Regions from separate parts of the Homo sapiens genome. Here regions 1 and 3 are each linked to region 2. A link is a contact called in ENCODE Hi-C or POLR2A ChIA-PET data. All regions are on one chromosome and are shown on one strand. The core of a region is the stretch at or near the end of the contact, and the rest is flanking DNA. Distances in the headings are between cores, read along the strand shown. Region 1 has its middle 42 kb from the start of LINC01203. Region 2 has its middle 46 kb from the start of LINC02154. Region 3 has its middle 110 kb from the start of FAM9C.

The links. A loop is a pair of places that touch in the nucleus more often than their neighbours do. ChIA-PET counts read pairs that join two places held with the same protein, here RNA polymerase II (POLR2A). Pooled maps may share reads with other maps.
Region 1: a loop to region 2 is called in a pooled map, with 4 times the contacts of the local background. The contact joins two enhancer-like sites. A Hi-C loop is called at or near these places in 1 of 168 maps with a recorded cell type or tissue (GM12878), 1 of 37 single-sample maps with no recorded cell type and 8 of 50 pooled maps. POLR2A ChIA-PET finds 5 or more read pairs at or near these places in 1 of 52 experiments (BJ).
Region 3: a loop to region 2 is called in a pooled map, with 7 times the contacts of the local background. The contact joins two enhancer-like sites. A Hi-C loop is called at or near these places in 1 of 37 single-sample maps with no recorded cell type and 9 of 50 pooled maps. POLR2A ChIA-PET finds 5 or more read pairs at or near these places in 1 of 52 experiments (CD4-positive, alpha-beta T cell).

What each region holds. Positions count from the first base shown.
Region 1 is chrX:13,374,970-13,379,497 of GRCh38, reverse strand. It overlaps the pseudogene GPX1P1. Among named protein-coding and RNA genes, the nearest start is that of LINC01203, 42 kb to the right of the region's middle. Within about 2 kb of position 2,562, at least 8 of the 41 ENCODE cell types and tissues checked have a DNase peak (open chromatin) inside an H3K27ac peak, as active enhancers do.
Region 2 is chrX:13,255,330-13,259,548 of GRCh38, reverse strand. No RefSeq gene overlaps it. Among named protein-coding and RNA genes, the nearest start is that of LINC02154, 46 kb to the left of the region's middle. RefSeq lists an enhancer at 2,137-2,186. Within about 2 kb of position 2,873, at least 2 of the 41 ENCODE cell types and tissues checked have a DNase peak (open chromatin) inside an H3K27ac peak, as active enhancers do.
Region 3 is chrX:13,148,680-13,153,194 of GRCh38, reverse strand. No RefSeq gene overlaps it. Among named protein-coding and RNA genes, the nearest start is that of FAM9C, 110 kb to the right of the region's middle. RefSeq lists an enhancer at 210-809. Within about 2 kb of position 1,619, at least 3 of the 41 ENCODE cell types and tissues checked have a DNase peak (open chromatin) inside an H3K27ac peak, as active enhancers do.

The DNA of each region.
Region 1 (4,528 bases), core at 1,313-3,812, 120 kb before region 2:
TTTCTCCTATTAATCTAATCTGTCTCTTGTCAGTGATTTTCAGAGAACCTTCAGAGGGCAAAGAGGAAGTTTTCCCATGGCTCCGACCCTGTGAAAAGAATGCACTGGAGACAGTGCTTGTTCGGGGCGCTCCGCTGGCTTCTTGGACAATTGCGCCATGTGTGCTGCTCGGCCAGCGGCGGCGGCGGCCCAGTCGGTGTATGCCTTCTCGGCGCGCCCGCTGGCCGGCGGGGAGCCTGTGAGCCTGGGCTCCCTGCGGTGCAAGGTACTACTTATAGAGAATGTGGCGTCCCTCTGAGGCTCCACGGTCCGGGACTACACCCAGATGAACGAGCTGCAGCGGCGCCTCGGACCCCGGGGCCTGGTGGTGCTCGGCTTCCCGTGCAACCAGTTTGGGCATCAGGAGAACGCCAAGAACGAAGAGATTCTGAATTCCCTCAAGTACGTCCGACCTGGTGGTGGGTTCGAGCCCAACTTCATGCTCTTCGAGAAGGGCGAGGTGAACGGTGCGGGGGCGCACACTCTCTTTGCCTTCCTGCGGGAGGCCCTGCCAGCCCCCAGCGACGACGCCACTGCGCTTATGACCGACCCCAAGCTCATCACCTGGTCTCCGGTGTGTCGCAACGATGTTGCCTAGAACTTTGAGAAGTTCCTGGTGGGCCCTGACGGTGTGCCCCTACGCAGGTACAGCCGCCGCTTCCAGACCATTGACATCGAGCCTGACATCGAAGCCCTGCTGTCTCAAGGGCCCAGCTGTGCCTAGGGCGCCCCTCCTACCCCGGCTGCTTGGCAGTTGCAGTGCTGCTCTCTGGGGGGTTTTCATCTATGAGGGTGTTTCCTCTAAACCTACAAGGGAGGAACACCTGATCTTCCAGAAAATACCCCCTCGAGATGGGCGCCGGTCCTGTCCATCCCAGTCTCTGCCAGACCAAGGCGAGTTTCCCCACTAATAAAGTGCTGGGTGTCAGCAGAAAAAAAAAAAAGAAAAGAATGCACTGGAGCAAAGAAACCAGAAGATAGCTTAGAAGAAACTATTGTAACGGTCCAGGCAGGACTTACTGAAGGTCAGAATTAAGGCAATAGCAATGAGAATAGAGAAGTCAAGATCGTTTCAAGCAATGCTAAGGAGATGGAATCTACAAGACTCCATTGATTCCATAAGGCCCCAGTGACTGATTGACGGTAGAGTTGGGTACCCAAAGTTAGGTTTCTGACTTGAAGGGAACATTGGAGAGGGGACAGGTGTTGAGTTGAAATGTTGCTGAAATGCTTGTGGGATTACCTGTGCTTCTGAAATGTTGTTTAAAGTGTTTGTGGGATTACTAAGAAGCACGAGTAGATCAAGTTAATATTCAGAAACTGTTTATCACATGCTGGGCTATGGGATCAATTTACTGGACTGAACTTCATACATTAAAGTTCCTTATTATTCCCTCTATCATGTAATTTAGAGAGCAAGGAGAGAACAAAGACACAGGTCAAAAAGCTTCTTTAAAATCTCACTTACTCTCCTTCTCTACTTCCATTTACCCTGAGAATAAAGAAGAATAAAGGGGTGGGAAAGGCCTATCCTCATTCCTCTTGCTCTTTCCACAGAGGACAATGAGGCAGGACTGAGCAGTGTCTTCATCCCTCACGGAATTCCAAGGTGGATGCCATCTGTGAAGCGACTTCGTGTTGGCCTGAACTTGCTAGGAGCTTTTAGCCACTCATTTGGTTGTAATCCAACACATGACGTAATAGTCGGCCGTCTGGATTAATCAGTCCCAGCTGTTGGACGCTCTGCTCTGTGTGGGGGTTCAAGCCTCTCCATCTGTTCCTGGGGCCTCTCCACTTATCCCTTCTCTGCTTGAGCCTCCAGCCATGACAGATGGCTCTTTCTCAGTATTACAGATAATTTTTCTCTGATCAGTGTCTCAGCTCCAATTTGTGCTTAACATTTTTAACTGCCCCTCATCACTGCCATCACCTTAGGCATTTATGGAGATTTATACTACATATGCATATGTATGTGTCTGCATGCATATAATGACCCGCACACACATTCATAATTTCATTCTGTTTACCATTCGCACACAACAACTAGCATTGTGGTCATGCTGGTTGCCCCTCCCTTACTGGGTTATTTCTTTTGGAGAATCTATCTAGATGATCTTACTCACTGGAAAGGCGTGATACGAAGGCGACTCAGCTGGGTGAAAACGTGGTTGGAGCATAAGAGTCCCAGCATCAAACAGTAATAGAAACAGCAGTAGCAGCAGTGTATTTCCACAGCACTCTTAAACTCGGCTTGGATTCTCTACAATGGCTGTGGGTAGAAAAAATAGCAGGGCCTCTGACGAGTTGTGGATCAACTCCAAAACCCCTCTCCACCACATTTATGAGTACTTGAAACCACAAAAGTTATAATCTCCCAGTCCCAAGGGCCTATTCTATATCCTGCTGCTCCAGCCAGGCAGCTTCATTTTTGGCTCTGAGAACCACATCTCTGTAATTACAAAACTTGAGTTCAAACAATGTGGGGATTTTCGGGAGTGGTTGAGAAAGACTGTCAATAGAGAGACTGCACATGGCAGCTGTAGCCCAAGCCAGGGAATATTCTCATCAGCAAACCACAGAACAGGCTTTGGAACAATGTCTTTTACCACACCTGCTATCCCAGTCATCTTCACACGTGAAAGGATAAAATTTACACAGATGTTTCATTTCCTCCAGGGAATATTTCAAAGCAATGATAGTTTTCATTTATTATTTTATGTCTAATTATTAGCACTGTTCTTTTTTTTTTCTTTTTTTGGCCAATGATGATAGTAGTGGTTTCCTTTAAGACTGGATATCTAAAATAGTCTACTTTATTTCCCTTAGCAATCTTTATGTTTCATATATTTGATACAAATAATACTATTGCAGTGGTGGTCAACCAGGGTTGATTTTGCCCTCCAGGGGACATCTGGCAATATCTGGAGACATTTTGGTTGACACAACTTCTGTGGGAGTGGAGGTGCTCCTGGTATCTAGCAGGTGGAGGCCAGGGAAGCTGAAAACTGGATTATTTGTTAATTATGCCACTGCTATGCTGTCAGTAAATCTGACGAATGCTGTTCCGTGAAAAGGAGAGCTCAAGGGTGTGGAATTCCAGGTGCCAGGCAAGCCTTCTTCCAGAATATTTTGACCTGGATGAAGGCTCACCCCAGAAACCAAAAAATTTTACTTTGATCTTGACTAAATTCTGGGGACCAGCCAGAATATAGGGGCTGGCATGTGATTGTGATGGGATTGTTTGCCCTGCCAGACAATGTAAGTTGGATCTATTTTTGGTGGATGTCTTGGGGCCTGGTGTCTTTTTCTTCCTCTTCAGTGCTTTTCTCAAGACTAAGGATTTTCTTAACCTATAGTCTCTTGTACAGCTAATCATATACTCTTTAAGAAGCAAACAAAATTGATGTGCATAAATCAAGTGCAAAATTGATTTAAGATTGATTTCTTTGGTTTAAAAAAAATGAGAGTGGCCGAGCATGGTGGCTCATGCCTGTAATCCCAGCACTTCGGGAGGCTGAGGCGGGTGGATTGCCTGAGCTCAGGAGTTTGAGATCAGCCTAGGGAATGTGGCAAAACCCCATCTTTACCAAAAATACAAAAAATTAGCCGGGCATGATGGCACATGCCTGTGGTCACAGCTACTCAGGAAGCTGAGTTAGGAGGATCACTTGGGCCTGGGAGGTGGAGGTTACAGTGAGCGGAGATCGCACCACTGCACTCCAGCCTGGGCAACAGAGCGGGACCCTGTCTGGAAAAAAAAATAATAATAAGAGTGGCAAATACTTGACGTGGGAGGCATGCATGACCCTGCAAAGATTTTTACCAGGTCTGCCCACCTTCTTTTTCTATTAAGCCATAAAACTTCTGAAGCCAGTCTTGCCCACAATATTCTATTTTCTAGAATCTGCAGAGTCAGAGTTCAATGAAGGATTTTTTTTAATTGTAAACCAAACTAAAAATAACCTAAAAACTTACCTTTTTGAGAGTGATGCTTCCAGACTGCAACATTATATAAGGATGATCTCTCCATCTTCTCATCCCCAGATGTCCTGCTGCTCCTAATGATAGAATACAGAGAGGCGTACCCTATTTAGGTGGGCATGTGATGTTCTTTCAGCAGATGCCCAAAGAAAAGAACCAGTGCTCTTTGTTTTGTCTCTGGTCAGCTTCTAGTACTTTTTCTAGTTCTCCGTAAGTAATAGAATTTCTTTACGAACATTGTTAAACTAAAGCTGCTAATATTTTTAAGTGGGATAATTGTGTTATGGTTACGTTTTCAAAAATCTTCTTCATTTTTAGAGATAAATGCTTAACTATTTATGAATAGAACAATCCAATGTCTGGAAAGTAATTCAAAATAACTCAGAGGGGCTGGGCACAGTGGCTCATGCCTGTAATCCCAGCACTTTGGGAGGCTGAGGCAGGGGGATCGCTTGAGCCCAGGAGTTGGAGATCAGCCTGGGCAACATGGTGAAACCCTGTCTCTACA
Region 2 (4,219 bases), core at 1,624-4,123:
GGAGCATCTATACTCAAATATAGACCATTAATAATATGGAGCCAACAGGCGTGGTGGCTCACGTCTGTAATCCCAGAACTTTGGGAGGCCGAGGTCAGGGGATCACTTGAGCTCAGGAGTTCAAGACCAGCCTGGACAACATGGTGAAACCCTGTCTCTACAAAAAAAATTTAAAAAATTAGCCAGGCATGGTGGCGGGTGCCTATGGAGCTAGCTACTCGGAAGGCTGAGGTGGTGGTACCAGTGGAGGGACTTGACTATGAGTTGTGCAGGTTCTTGGTCTTTTGAACAAAGAATTGGACAAAACATGCAAACAAAGCAATGAAAGGATGAAGCAACAAAAGCACAGATTTATTGAAACCAACGTACACTCCACAGAATGGGAGTGGGCTTGAGCAAGCAGCTGAAAAGCACTGGTTACAGAATTTTCTGGGGTTTGAATACCTTCTAGTGATTTCCCATTGGTTACTTGGTTGTACCTATGTAAATGAAAGAGTGGCCCACGACCAGTTTGATTGGTTGCAGGAGGTGACCAATCAGAGTCTGAAGTGAAGTTACAAAGTTACACATGAAGACTAGTCCTGCGACCAGTCTGATTGGTTGCGGGAGGGGACCAATTAGAGGTACTTTCCATTTTTCATCTGCACAGTGCAAAGGTAGTAACCTCTGATCCTTTCGTTACTTCAGTGTGGAGAGGTGGGGTTTTCCTTTTGATTCAGTTCTAGGAAGTCAGGGCGAATTGGCTTTAGGTAACCTGTCTCCAGACCCTATTCTCCTGCCTCAGTGGGAGGATCACCTGAGCCTAGGAGGCAGAGGTTGCAGCAACCTAAGATCATGCCACTGCACTCCAGCTTGGGTGACAGAGCAAAACCCTGTCTCAAATAATAATAATAATAATAATAAAGGAGCCAGTTTAGTTTGTGTGCCTATAATCCAGAAGAAAGGTGTTTCAGTGTACAGTCAGAGACGATAACCACTAATCCTGCCTCTGGGCTGAGGATGGGACATTGAACAACTGTTTTATTCCTTATTCCTTAGTATTTATTTTATAGAGTTGAATCTCCAACCCCTCATCTACTTACCCACCATACTATCTGTGTAACTACAGTTAACATGCAGTAGCCAAGACAGTGACTCTCAATGTGGGAAGGGGGTGATTTTGTTTCCCAGGGAACATTTGGCAATGTTTGGAGACGTTTTGAGTTATCACAACTGGGGAAGGGGTGCTACTGGCATCTAGTGGGTAGAAGCCAGGGATGCTGCAAAACATCCTACCACGCACGGGACAATGATGCAGTCCAAAATATCAATAGTGCTGAGGTGAAGAAATCCTGGTCTAGAGCAGTGGTTTTCAACCCTCAATGTTCATTAGAGTCACTTGGGAAACTTTAAAAAATCCCTATGCCCTGGTCATTCCCCAGGCCAACTAAATCAGAAACTCTGAGATTGGGGCCCAACCCAGGTTTTGGTGCTTTTTAAAGAGATCTCCAAGTGATTCTAATATGAAGCCAGAGTTGAGAGCTACTGGCATAAAGATAGTCCAAAATATCCTATTCTTAAGCCCTCAACATATCTGACTCCTATGAACATCCATTTTGTGTCTCTCATGCAGTCTTCTGCCAAAACCATGTCCCTGTCTTTTACTTAGTCTATTTGTCACTGCAGGGCTCTTGAAACCTGTCAGACACCTAAATATGGAAACAATAGACACTGGGGACTACTAGATGACAGAGGGAGGGAGAGGGGCTAGCGTTGAAAAACTAACTGTTGGGTCCTATGTTCACCACCCGGGTGAAGGGATCAGATCATTCACATCCCAAACCTCACTATTATGTAATACGCCATGTAACAAACCTACACATGTACTCCATGAATCTAAAAGTTGAAATTATATATATAATATTTATAAATATTAACATATATTTATAAATGTTATGTATACATATACATTATGTATATGTATATGTATATGTATATGTATATGTATATGTATATGTATATGTATATGTATATGTGTGTATATATAGGAACCTGTCAGGCAAAGATAGGTTTTGGCTTTACCCTATCAAACGAAAGGGGATTTCAGAGGGCTTCTCTGGTAAACCACACCGTAGAATGCTTCCTACCCACTGGGGAAACCCAAGTTAAAAATGGTTAACAGGAAATCTAGTTGAGGGATATAATTAGCAATTATTAGCTCTTCGGTGGCTGTATTCATATTACATGAGATTATTCAGTAGCAGGAAAGGCTAGACTTATATCAAGTCTGTTTAGCTTAATAAAGCCAAAAAGAACAGTTGTTTTTGCATTTTTAGGTGGAAAAAACACACATTCTGAAGTTGCTCTTGTTAATTTGTTGAATGTTGTTGGAAAAGATGTTTCGCCAGAAGAAATAAAATTTCATAGTTTTTGTGAGAGATCAAAACACATTGCCTATGTCATCCTTTAATTGTCAAAAGATAATAAACAGAACTTTCTTACCCTGTTTCACTTAAGACTAACAGCTTGGAGGAAAAAAAATCAGAGGCCTTTGTTTTCTGCAAATTCACTGGGCAGCCATGTACAGTCTGGTGGTTCAAAGCTTTCATGATCTGTCCTCTGAGAACTTTGGAAAAACAACCCATGAGTACACAAGACTTTCTTTTTAAATTGGATTATTCTTTAATGAGGGTATGATTTGCTCAGGGTTATGTCAACTCCAAGCACCCTAGTTATGCTTCTTGGTGAGAATGTACAAGCCTCTCAGCACAGCTCAGCTTCTCTCTGTTGCATCTCTATCAAGGTCCTGCCTAGCAACAGCTGAAGGGAGCAGTTGAATGAAGATGTTCATTAATGCAGATGAGTGGCTTGTTGGCACAAGAACTTTCCAGCTAGAGCTGGGGGCAGAGTCCCTGACTCTTTCATCTTAAACACTGTGATACTGCTCACTTTAGGCTGGAGCTTCTCGGTGACATTCGGGGCTGGCCATTCTTAGTTGTGGGGGCCTGTCCTGGGCATTGGAGAATGTTTAGCAGCATCCTTGGGCCCTACCCACTAGATGCCAGTATCACCTCCAAGTGGTGACAACCAAAGATGTCTCTAAACATTGCCAAATGTCCCCTGGGGGACAAAATTACTCCCATTTCAGAACCTTTGTTACAAACTTATCAACTTCTAGCCGATAGTTTCAACAGGGAACTGCTGTAGGGCTTTAAATGTGTGAAACAATGAGATGAGGGAGGGGGCTTGTGATGTGATCTGATTGCTGCTTTGAGACGGTCCCTTGGCTGCTGCTTGCAGGGAGAAAGGAGACAAGAAGGTATTCCAAGAGACTTGCTCAATTCATGGTATTAGTCCAGGAAAGAGGGGATAATGGCATAGAGTGGGATTTTAGCAGTAGGAATGGAGAAGAAAGGAGGCATTGGAGAAATGTTTGGAGAGAGAGCTACAAGCCACCAGAACAAGTTGATGGACTAGAAAATATGTGGACAAAACAGATCAGCATCCAAGATGGCTCTTAGATTGTTGGTGCTCAGTACTACGTACTGACATGTAGAATATAGCAGGAGAAACTGGTGGAATGGGGGAATTCTTGGAGAGGTAGGGAGAATCAAGAATCCTGCTTTGGACGGGGCACAGTGGCTCACACCTGTAATCCCAGCACTTTGGGAGGCCAAGGTGGGAAGATCATTTGAGGCCAGGAGTTTGAGACCAGCCTGGCCAATATGGTGAAACCCCATCTCTACTAAAAATACAAAAATTAGCTGGGTGTGGTGGCACACACCTGTAATTCCAGCTACTCGGGAGGCTGAGGCAGGAGAATCACTTGAACCCAAGAGGCAGATGTTGCAGTGAGCCAATGAGCCAAGATTGCACCACTGCACTCCAGCCTGAGCAGCAGAGTGAGACTTACTCCAAAAAAAAAAAAAAAGAATCCAGGTTTGAGATCTCAATTGCCAGCTCATCAGGGTGAGGAGGTTACTGGGTCCAAGAGTCCTAGAACTCAGGGGAGAGGAGTTGGGAAAATAGGTTTGGTAAGAAGACAGATAATATTTGAAGCTATAGAGAAGTGAGTGTAAATGGAAAAGAATTGAGAACTTTATACTCTTGGCAACTCTATAATTTCGAGCTCCATTTTCAACCCCACCCTGCCACAGATTAGAGGCAACACATTAGAAATGGAAGAGGCTAGCGGAGACTTAGACTAGCTTGATTTAGCAGGAAACCCAGTTAAGTTTGA
Region 3 (4,515 bases), core at 370-2,869, 110 kb after region 2:
CCCTACACAAAGAAAGACCATGGTATTGTAGCAAAGGAAGAGTTTAATAGACAGGCTGGCCACACCACATGGGAGATGGAGTTAGTACTCAAATCATTCTCCAAAGCTCACAAGTTAGGCGTTTCTCAAAGGCATCTTTGGGGGAAGGGGTGGGGGTGGCTAGGCTTGCAGCTGGTTGGTTGGTGCAGAGATGAAATCATAGCCAGTTGCACCTGTTCTCCTGTGTGCTGAATTGCTTCTGGGTGGGACCACAGGAGCAGAGTTGGAGGGTCCAGGTGGAGCCATGGGTGTCAGACATACAAAAAGCCTGAAAAGATATCTCAAAAGGCCAATCTTAAGTTCTACAATAGTGATGTTATTTGTAGGAGTAATTGGGGAAATTGCATATCTTATAACCTCTGGAATAATGGCTGGCAATTGTTCATGTTTGCATCTTAGCAGAACCCAGGCTGCTCTCCTCCCCGCAGCCTGATGGCCTTCCATTAGCGTTACAAAAGCGATTGAGTTTTACGGGAGGCTTTTTATCATTTAAACTGCAGCCTAAATGTCTCTCAAAATCAGCTTGGCCCAAAAGCCCAGGAATAATTAAAGGAAAGGCAAACTGTGGGGTGGGTTAGCTCAGCTCACCGTTACAACTTTTCTCGCAAAGGCAATTTCAAGAAGCTCCCTGCATTACTGCCCACAGCAACGAGTCTCCTTTTAACATGCAGATTCACGTCGATCATAACGAGCTCAACTTGCATCTGAAGACTGGAGACTCTCACTGACACATCTTAACCCACAATGTGTACTATCCAGGCAGAATATTTGCAAGGTCTACCCTTCTCCTTTTAAATCAAAATTCAGCCCACCTTCAGCTTGGTATTCCTGCCACACAGAGCCCCTGAGAGCTTCAGCAGAGAACTGGCTGATGTGTTCTGAGTGTTGTTTTCTTTGATTCCTTGTGAGTGGCATTTTCTTTTATTTCTTCCTGTGTCTCTTTAATTACTGGCAGCTCCAGAAGCAATGAGAAGCTGGGAGGAAAGACTTCGTCAGAAAGCTTCAGGCTGAGAGGAGAGCTTGAAAGATAGGGATCTGCCAGCACCTCTGTGGTTATCGACTCTTTCATGTAACCACTTACCAGAGTATATCAGACAGTATTTTGCAGTAACGAAGACAGAGCCATAGCAACCAGACTACAAAGAGAAGCCCAGGGTTCTGGAAATGGCTCCAAGTCTCTGAAGAGATGTTAGCATTTCACAGCTTCCATTTCTTTTTGTGTTTGTTTCCTTTTGGTAGCCACTGGAGACAAGCCGTGTTTTCTTTACACACCCCAAAACTAGGGAAATTTTTATTTACCACAGCTGGGTATATGAGCCTAAGACTGGAATTCTTCAGTTAACAGTCATGTTAAATGGAAATTCATTTTCTCAGTCAGGAAAACTATCCTCAGAACATATTTTCTGAGCCGCTATCTAATATCTGGTGCTTTTTCACACTAATAATAATCTTTTTCTCCTTCCTAAAAAACTGAAAGTTATAATTAAGTAGAGGAAGCAAAAAACCCTTCCCTTGACACTGTACTAGTTATGTGGAAGTCCTTCATCAGGAATGAGTCACTCACGTAAATTGAAAGCTGCTCTGGGTCCCCACCTTTGAGTTAGAGTCCCCGCAACTTCTCTACTATAGCTATGTGGGCTTTTACAAAAGAATAATGATGTGAGACTCCAAAAGAGGACAAAACTTGTGACTATGCTTGTGAAGGTAAGCATGACACTGTATTGTCCATTTGGGGGCCACCCCTCTGGTGAAATAGGTGCCTACTGTCCCTTATTACCCACCAAAACATGTATCCACCCTATGTTTAAAATTGTGTAGGCTACCAAAAGAATTGAAAGTAGGGACAGAAACAAATACTTGTACATGCATGTGCATAGTAGCACCATTCACCATAGCCAAGAGGTAGAAACAACCCAAATATTTATCAGTGGATGAATGGATAAACAAAATATGGTCTATCCATACAATGGAAAATTATTCAGCCATAAAAAGTAAAGCAGTACTGATAAACACTGTAGCACAAATTAACCTGAAAGAATTATGCTAAGTGAAAGAAGCCAGACACAAAAGGCCACACATTGTACGATTCCATTTATAGGAAATGTCCAGAAAAAGCAAATCCATGGAAAGAGAAAGCAGATTGTTGATGGCCAGAGGCTGGAGGTAGAGGGCAGTGAGGAATGACCACTAAGGAAAATGGTGCTTCCTTTTGGGGCAATGAAAAAGTTCTGGAACTTTTCATTATGTGCCAAAAGTGCTAAAAGAATATGCTGAAAGTCACTGAATTGTATACTTTAAAGTGGTTAATTTTGTGTTATGTAAATTTTACTTCAATTTTTGAAATTCCCATATTCTTCTTTTAAAAATTTTATATATTATGATAGAGACAAGGTCTTGCTGTGTTGCTCAGGCTGGTCTCAAATTCCTGAGTCCAAGTGATCCTCCTTGCCTTGGCCTCCTGAAGTGCTGGGATTACAGGCATGAGCCACTGTGCCTTGCCATATTCTTGAAAAGTGCTAAGAGAGTAGATTTAAGTGTTTTCACCACAAAAAAAAATTATAAGAATGTGAGGTAATAAATATTAATTGTCTCGACTTAGCCATTCCATGATATATACATATTTTAAAACAACGTGTTGTAAATGATAAATATATACGATTTTATTTGTCAATTTAAGTAAATAAATTTAAAAGTAAAAAAAGAATTTTAAGAAAAAACTCTCTCCAAAAAATATTTACAAGTCACAGTTGTCATGATGTCACATAAAAACTTTTTAAATATAAATATTATACTCAAAATATTAAAGAAAAATTATAATTAAAGCAGACTGACAGACAGGTGTATTCAATTCATTCTGTTAATATTAAGTAAGCCTTCTGTTCTCAACTAGAGGGGGAAAGATAGGCAAACAAACTGCTCACTGCTGTGATAAGGACGGGAGCAGGGTGGGAAAGTGGGAGTTGGGATAGCTGCTTTGCTCAAAGAGCTCATAGAAGACAAACATTGACAGCATGCCTTGTACTAGGAGGCCACACCCTGCCCCAGCTTGAATCTCAAGAAAAGTTAATGAGAAAGGCAAGGCAGAACTTGGTTTGGAGCTCAAAGGAATGATAAAGAGCATAGTAAATATTAATGAGAGTTTAGAGATGGAAAAGCTCTCAGAAGCTGGACTCCTCACAGGCTGAAAGCACAGAGTAGGCCTGAGTTCTAAGTGAGAATCAGGAGTCAGGGTGTCTAGTCCTTGGTTAGGTCACTACATGACTATGAACTTGGCCATGCCGTGTAACTTCCTGGGTCTTGGCTTTCTTTGCTAAGTGCTTCCCCAGACTGAGCTGGCATCACAAATGTCTGTGGAACATTTAAAACATAGACTCCCCTAGGGCTGGAGAGACAGCACCTCGGAAACGAACCAGTAGTTCACAGACTTGAAGCCCCTGGGACTTGCGAATACTCAGATTGCTGGTCCCCATTCCTAGAGTTTCTGATTCAGTAGGTCTAAGGTGGAGACCTGAAATTTTCCATCTCTAACAAGTTCCCAGTGAAGGTGATGGCTCATCACACACTGAGAACCACTGAGGAAAAACTAAACTAGTCATTACCAACTCTGGCTGGTCATCAGAATCACCTGGAAAATATTTAATAAATACCAGGGCCCCACTTCATATGTAGTGAACCAGGGATCCTCTACAGTCTAGACCCTTCTGTCTAGCTCTAGGTCTCATGATGCTTCTGGAACATGAGCCTGGGACTGGGCTCTTATAGTGAGTGGGATTTGGAGTAAGCTAGAGGAGGACACTGGCATTCTGCTTGGGTCAGAATGAGCAGTAACAAGCTCTGGGGCAGGAATCAGCAAGCTATGGTGATGGTTATGGGAACCATGACCCAACTCATCTTAGGTAATATTTATTAACCACTCACTGCATTTATTTATCACCTAAAGAAGTGAGGGAGGGAGATACAATAGGAAAAGAAAAGTGACTTTTGCACAGAGATGCTTGGGAGAGGCCCGAGGAAACTTCACAAAAAGTTCCAGACAGTGTAAGTGCTAGTCTGCCAATATCTATTCCTGTATTCTTTTTATTTTCCCCCAGAACTAAGTCTAAATAATAACAGAGGCATTTAAAATAAAAATCTTGGGGCATAAATTCCTAAGGAATGAAATCCAATGTACTGATGTCTTAGCAAAAAATATGTCCTTAGATGCCATTTCATGGAGGACCTGGTAGAACAATTGTTCATAGAATATTCACTTGGTGGAATGGAGTGAAGGAGTTGATCCATTCCCTCTGGTTACTTCATAAACCAGACATCTTACAGCACAGATACAGACCTCCATAGCTGATCCTACTTAGAGCTACTTTCACCAATTATTCAGATATTTCACTTTGGGTTGCCTGCTTGATCTTAGAGCATTTGCTTGAACAGATGTAACAGACAAGAAGCTCCTATTTCTTCAGGAAAAAAGCTCAGCATGTT